Regions from separate parts of the Homo sapiens genome. Here region 2 is linked to region 1. The links are chromatin contacts, found by Hi-C or POLR2A ChIA-PET in ENCODE. All regions are on one chromosome and are shown on one strand. Each heading gives the region's core, a stretch centred on a gene start or an enhancer-like site at or near the end of the contact. The rest is flanking DNA. Distances are from core to core; before and after follow the strand shown.

Evidence for each region. A loop is a pair of places that touch in the nucleus more often than their neighbours do. ChIA-PET counts read pairs that join two places held with the same protein, here RNA polymerase II (POLR2A). Pooled maps may share reads with other maps.
Region 2: a loop to region 1 is called in a map of naive thymus-derived CD4-positive, alpha-beta T cell, with 2.9 times the contacts of the local background. The contact joins two enhancer-like sites. A Hi-C loop is called at or near these places in 1 of 168 maps with a recorded cell type or tissue (naive thymus-derived CD4-positive, alpha-beta T cell) and 4 of 50 pooled maps. POLR2A ChIA-PET finds 5 or more read pairs at or near these places in 1 of 52 experiments (common myeloid progenitor, CD34-positive).

What each region holds. Positions count from the first base shown.
Region 1 is chr2:23,825,294-23,829,112 of GRCh38, forward strand. ATAD2B (ATPase family AAA domain containing 2B) reads right to left here. Exons shown (of 28, transcript NM_017552.4): 15 at 3,556-3,646. Among named protein-coding and RNA genes, the nearest start is that of ATAD2B, 100 kb to the right of the region's middle. Within about 2 kb of position 1,663, at least 2 of the 41 ENCODE cell types and tissues checked have a DNase peak (open chromatin) inside an H3K27ac peak, as active enhancers do.
Region 2 is chr2:24,230,171-24,233,989 of GRCh38, forward strand. The region is part of intron 29 of ITSN2 (intersectin 2); the gene reads right to left. Among named protein-coding and RNA genes, the nearest start is that of FAM228A, 57 kb to the left of the region's middle. Within about 2 kb of position 1,646, at least 2 of the 41 ENCODE cell types and tissues checked have a DNase peak (open chromatin) inside an H3K27ac peak, as active enhancers do.

The DNA.
Region 1 (3,819 bases), core at 413-2,912:
AACTAAAAATGGTGATTACTAAGAAAAACCTATTCAAAGTTAGGGAAAAACTTAATATGACCTAGAAGAACTTAATTCAGAAGACTATAAGCAGATTACGCATTAACATTGTTCCATGACAGTGATCTATCTCACAAATAATTCTTCAGATAACCAAATTTACCACTAGTGTCTCGTTTTATTTTCTATTTCTCAAAGAAACCTGGAAAAAAATTATCTTTTCCTTTTGCATATATACCCATTTCATTAATTCAATAATGTATAGAACACTAGCTCAAAGTTATAAAGAGTTAACAAAGTAATCTAAGTATATGATTATAGAATGTGAATTATGTCTTCCATTTCCGAGGAAATAGGAATATACTACCATCTTCAAACAACATAAACAATCACGTTTCTATTTCTTCTTTAAAAGGATATACACAGTTAATGAACATATTATATGGTCCTATTTTAAGTGCAAAAGCCTAAGTTTAAAAAAATTAAAACTCAGAAACTATTAGGCAAAACAAATAATTAGCCACTAGAAGGCATTTTAGGTAGTAAATGTTACCCATAACATTTATGTTTGCCACAACATGTTAATTACATATATAACAGCAATGTATTATTTATTGATTTATTCCAGACAAAGAAATGATCAATAGACCCCATTTAATGAAGTAGATTTTCACATTAATTATTATAACCAACAGACTTATAAAGAAGGAAATTTTTTTACATTCGCTTATAAGTAAGAATTACCAGTTTATATCTGTGGTTCTCACCTTGATTATCCATCTGAATAAACACTGAAACTGAAACAAAAAAAAACAGATTCCCAAGCCCCACAATAAACCCAGTGAATCAGAATCTCTGGGGGCTTGAAATCATATGTGCATTTCAAGAAAGCTTTAGAAGTGACTCTGATACACACAAAATTGAGAACTACTGATTTAACATACTTCCTTCTAAAACTTTAAAATTGCATCATAACCATGGCTAAATGGGTTATACTTAGGGTAACCACATGTGCTGGTTAGGCCTCTTGTCCTGTCATAATAGCACATCTTTTCACTCTCAAAGCGTCCTTGTTTAGAAAATAAATAATATGATCATTCTAGTAATACTGAAAATATACTACAGCCTTTTAGGCGTTAAAAGTTAATATTAAAGAAATTATAAACATCCCTTTCATAACCATACTAAATCTACCATTACAATTCTAATACTCTGTGAACACATTTAGTTATCAAATAAAGAGCATTCCTGAATACTGCTATTAAGCTAGAAATTGTTCTAAAAAGACTGAAAATACAGCTACTAAAGAGGTTAGACTAGAAACAAGGTCATAACAAAATTTTATAAAGTTTTAAGTACAGCATCACACATAATGAAGGCCCACAAGATAAGTCACTTCATTGAGACTCTTTCATTGTTTTAGCCCTCTCATTGAAAATGGAATAGAAAAATATGATTAGAGTTGAGTGTTTCATTAATCATAAGTTTCCTACTATTTATGCAAATGTTCCTGATATCAATGTATGTTGAGTTTTTCACTATGCAAAAATCACACCCAATATGCATGCAAAAACCTCTAAGAACTTGGGAATTTCAAGGTAAAAGTTACCAAATCCATAACCTCTAACAAAAGGTCAGCTATCTTCACAGCTGTTCATCATACTCTATGAGGCATAAATTTCAATGAACTGAACCTATTCATGTTAAAACATGTTTGGCATACACAGACTAGTGAGTTTGTAATGGATTTAAAATTACTATTTCACGCCCGTTTGAAGATCTGAATTTGATTTTTTTTTTAATGTGAACCGGTTTCTCAGATGGAATGAATGTCATAACAAAAAACAGAAGTCATTTAATTATAATGGATTTTTATGTCACTGTCCAGGAAGAAAATGGTATATAAGCAGAGTCTGCACACATACTACCACCCCACAGAGGGGAGGGAAAAAAGGTAAGAGAAATTTATCAGTCCTGTAAGAAATTATACCATGAAAATTTTAAAACTTAAGAAACTGCCTAAAAGCTAAAAAAATCACTGGGAAAAATGAGAAGTATTGTCTTTGGAAATGCAAAAGGAAACTAAGATTCTAATATTTGGGGTGAAGAATTAAACTAGAGTATATAATATTTCAGATGGTAGACAGTATAATAGAAAGTAATTTAGAGTACCTATCTCTTAGGGAATTTCCAAAATGATTTGACAACTTGACTTCTGCTTATTTCAGTTAAGGATCATTCTGTGACAAATTCACAGAAAAATCTACAAAGATTTCCCAGTCCGATCTGAACTCTAGTAAAATATCATCATAAATAAAAGGGGTCTATTTTCAAAAAGGGAAAAGACTGGATTTTATACCAAATACCACCCTCTCCCATAAAGCAGCACAAGGCTTTGCAAAGGTCAAGCCAAATTTACATGAAATGTGTTTGGCGCATGCTCTCTTATACCAGGCAAAGCTTAAACTGAAGTAGTGCTGGAGAGATTTACGTTTTCTCCTCACCAGAAGATGTCGAGGTCTTTGTGGTTCAAAAGCTGAGGGATGCTGCTTCGGAGATGGAGGTCCCTGTGGATGAAGAGGATAATTTGGATGTAGCTAACTGAATGGACTAATGTTCTATTTAAGTTTTAATTATTTGATGGTGGATCACAATGATTTTTTAAATTAAGTTGTTCTTTTTGGCTTTGGTAACTTTAAAGTTTTCCCAAGTAAGCTGTTGTTAGTGGACTTATTTGGGGGATTTCTTCATAATGCTTAAAAAGTTCATGAAGATTGGGTTTTTTTTTTTTTATTTATATTTTTCAGAGTATGAGAGGAAAACAGACAAAAGAGGGGGAAAGAATGAAGGAGAAATACCTATGTGTATATTCAGGTGCCTAACATTGTATTCCTTTTTATTTCAGACCTAATTAGAGCCAAAACCCTGAATTCCATCTCCTATGTGTGATCATCTGTGCAGATAAACACTCTCACCACATCCTAGAAGGACAGTAGTGTTCATTCACTCTGTGGGGAGATCTTCCACTCTGTGAAAAATTTAAAGTTAAACTGGAAAGTTTTATATTTGGGGAACTACTACCAAATATAATTAACTATTTTCTTTGAAGACCTCTCCCACCCAACTTCTTTCTAGACCACAGGAATGAAAATAAGCCCGTTGTGTAATCTGCAAAGTAAAAGTAAAAGGCTGCAGTCCTGCTTTGACATGGACCTTTCTCTCTCAAGTTCAAGCTTATTTTTCTTAGTAAAATTTCTAAGAGGGAATGATATTCAAAAGGAGACCCTGTATTAATATTATGGATACCCAGCACTCAATGAAAGGCATGTTATTATTGAGCTTTGTTAACTAAACACCTAATGGCAGTTAAAATTCTAATTTAGAAGTACTCAAACTTTAAGTGAAACAGTCAAAATAACTTTAAAACATAAAGGTAGAGACAATCTATTGCACAATCAAAAACATAACTATGCTCATTCACATTCCAAATAAGGGGAAAGGGAGGTTGAGCAGAACAAACAATGACAATCAAAAAATTCAAACAGTAACACTCACCAACACATTTTTCAGCCAATTCACCTAAAAATGCATCTGACAATTTTGGATTCCAGTCCCTGGTATGGATCTGTAAGATGTGTTTTCTTGCCTAAGATGAAAAGCACAGATACATAAAATCTTGCCCAAGAAGAAAAGTACAGATAAAATATTATCAATCCCTCAAATACGTTAGGTGGAACAAATTTTGACTAACAATCCCATTAAAATTTTTATTTTAAAAAAAATTTAAACACCTTAGCATCTGTCTACATCAACTCTGAT
Region 2 (3,819 bases), core at 396-2,895, 400 kb after region 1:
CCAACCTGCTCCTCTATAATTTTCCACCTCAGTGGATGGCAATATCATCTCTCCAGCTGCTCACGCCACCTGATACTTCTCACACTTCACATTCAATCCACCTGTGGGATCCCTCTTCACAATACATCCAGACCACTTCTCACACGTCCCCCATGGCTGTTCTGATCCAAGTTATCATCATCTTGTGCTTGGATTACTGAAGTAGCTTTCCAATGGATCTCCTGGCTTCTGATCCCTTCCCCTCTTTAATCTGGCAAGGCAGAGCAGTACTGTTAAAACACACCAGATCATGTCACTCCTTTCATTAAAACCCTTGGCTGGGTGCGGTGGCTCACGCCTGTAATCCCAGCACTTTGGGAGGCCGAGGTGGGTGGATCACCTGAGGTCAAGAGTTGGAGACCAGCCTGGCCAACATGGTGGAACCCCGTCTCTACTAAAAATATAAAAATTAGCTGGGCATGGTGGTGGGCACTTGTAATCCCATCTACTTGGGAGGCCGAGGCTGGAGAATTGCTTGAACCCAGGAGGCAGAGGTTGCAGTGACCGGAGATCATGCCATTGCACTCCAGCCTGGGCGACAAGAGTGAAACTCCATCTCAAAAAAAAGAAATAAAAATAAAAATAATAAAAACCCTCCAATGGGTTCTTCTCACTCCAAACAAAAGCCAAAGTTTATAAATAGCCCACAAGAACCTAAACAACCTCCTTCATTTCCTAGGTCACACCCAGACCCTCGCTTCCTCCTTCTCTCCTGCTCTTCCCTCTTCCCACCGCACAGGCCTCCGCACTATTCCTCAGGCACCACAGGATGCTCCTGCTGCAGGGATTTTGCAGGTGCAAAATCTGCCCAGAATGATCTTCCAGATATCCGCATGGCTCCCTCCAGATATCCTCACACCCCTCCAGTCTCTGCCTGCCGTCACTATCTCAGAGAGGTTTTATCTGAGTATTTTATTCAAAATAAAATCCCTCTGGATCCACCTCCCTTGCAGAACTCCCATTCCTCTTCCCTGCTTCATTTTTCTAAGATGCTACACACTTCACATTCTCATTTTGTTCGTTTTCTGTTTTAGCCTACTCAAACACCAGCTCCAAGATGGCAGAAATTTTTGTCTTATAATTTGCCACATCCCCAGTGTCTGACACACAGGAGGGCTTCGATAAGCATTTATGGAATGTGATGTGAAGATACACTCTGAGCTTCAGGAGACAGTACAGCAGTGTTGACTACAGGCAGTCAGAGAAATTGATGAAAACTTCCTGGTAGGTCCTTTTTGGTAGACAAGAAGAGTGGGCAAAGAAGAAAGATGAGAGATCATGGCTACTATCAGGTTGATGTTCCCAGAGGAATAATTAGTAGTGGGCTGGGCCACAAGACCCACCCCCACACTGTGGGAGGATGTGGAGACTGAGAGACAAGTTATGAATCATAGGTATGTCGCACCATAGTTGGGAAGCACTATTCCAAGTTACAGTGCAAGCAAGAATAAGAAGCAAACAAGAGATGCCTAAGAAAGGAGAGGGGAAAGATCTGGGCAGATTCCAGGAGGTAAAGGACAAAAGACAATCTGTGATGACGAACACAGAGAGTGCTTGTTCAGATTATGTCACAAGTCCCACAAAAGTCCTTGCCCATTTGGAGGGGAGCAGTGCCGGTGAACAATGCTATTCTCTGTGTGCCCACTTATGCGGCCAGAGTATCACATAATGGTTTCCAGTTATACTGTAGTTAAGCTCAGTGAAAAGATGAGATTTTTAACAGTAAATCTAGATGAATAAACTGCATTTTCTGAAGGCTGCCTTTTTATTGAAGTTTTATCAGGACACTAGAAAGTTACAAGATATTTTATGTTGTAAAAGAATAGCTTTTCATCCACTTGGCAAATATTTATTGAGTACCGGGTAGCATGCTTCCACCACAAAGATATTTGTTTTTACTTTTGGAAATTTAAATAATTACTGGACAAATTTCTAAATTCATGTCTTTTTGAGGCCTGTCAAGTTCTACTCCATTAGGAGCTATGTTGCTCCTGTAAGCACAAAAAGGAAAGAAGTTGAAATCATATTCTAATGTTGCAGACCATCAGAAAGCAAACTATTTGCCTATCAGAAAATAGTCATATTCTAGAATTTCCAAAAGCAACTATATTGACAAGTGCAACCAGATAAAGACAAATTTTATTGGTTTTATTTTTACTTTTGAATCTACTGTAAAAGGTCATAAGCCTAAGACAGCAATGACCTCCTAATGATAGACAAAAGCGCAGACCTGGCCCCAGAGAGCAGTTAGTTCAGGCTAAAATCTGCATTACCTTCTAACCTGCCAGACTTGTACCATGACTCAATTGAGGGAGTTAATGTGAGATGCAGGATATAGACTATTATAAAGAGATATGAAATAGTAGTTTCATCATGTTAGAACTTTCAATTCTAACAATAAAAATAACTATACCAATATGTGTATGATGATTTTCAAACCCTGATCAATCCTCCGAATAACTGATAACAGCTCTGACCCCTGCTCTATAAGTAAATAGATAATCTGAAGCTTAGTGGTGAAGAGACTTACCAGATAAATTAGAGCTACTACATATCTAAATCTAGGTAACTTGATTCAAGTCTTATACTTTCCAATGGCAGGCCATTTAAGATGATGCTTACACTGCAATTACTGGAGATTCCATGTATAAACCTACCAGGTCCTATGCTTGGTGAACTGAATTCTAAAGGCAAAAAAGGTTTAGGATAAATATTCTGAATGCCAATTAGCCCAAAGCAATGAAAAAGCAAACAAGGCCCTTACTCTAACTCTTTTTTATGTCTAAGTGATATAATTATTCCCTTACACACCCTTCTACTCTGTCACACACACAATTAGGACCTTGTATCTAATAGCCAGTTCCAAAGAGACTGTTCCATGCACTGTAGCACTTTGTATCAGTGCACTGATTACTACAGTTCTGTCCTTGGGCAATACGGGTTTCATATGCACATATATATTTTTTCTTAGTATTACTGAACAGCTTATTACACCATTAATCTCCCCCAATGGTATGTTCATATAACTCATGTTTTCCACTTGTTTATGACTACATACATAATTGGAGACTTTGCCCCAAATTGCTGAGTTTAGGACACACAAATTCTATAGCACTGGCTGACTCTGACTTCAGGTGGCTAATGGATGACCACCGGTGACACAGGGATCCCAGTGGCAGGTTCTTCGGTACCTTGGAATGTAACTTGACCAGCTTGGATTCATTTAAAGCAGTTAATTTTCTTTACCCTCCATCTTGCAATTAACTGATGACTGTTCTGCTTTTGTGGTTGGGAGTTAAGAGCAGCTCCCAGTTAATGGAAAGCAGCATGTGGGGGTGGCTAAGAGAATGAGTTCTGAAGTCAGATCTGGACTTGAGTTCCAACTCTACTACTTACTCAGACAACCCAAAGATTAGTTCATGACTTGGTACACAGCAAATATTTACTAAATGTTAGCTGTTATTTCTAGTATCTATTATGTGTCAGACATTAAACTTGTGCTTTACAAACCCCTTAAGCCTCATGTGCAATGTGGGTATTATTATTCTCACTTATACAGACCAGGCTAAGGCTCGGAGGGGTGAGCTAGCTGAGACAGGAATCAAAGCAATCCTCCCACTATACTTCCCACTACACTCATTTATCGTTCTCTTTGAAAGAGTAAGTGATTTTTGCCTTTTGACAAGCTTAAAACATCTCTCTTAAGAATGTCCTTCATAATTTGTTGTTCTTTAAAGCAAAGTTTAAAAAGTGATTCTAAAACTGATTCTAAAAGTTTAT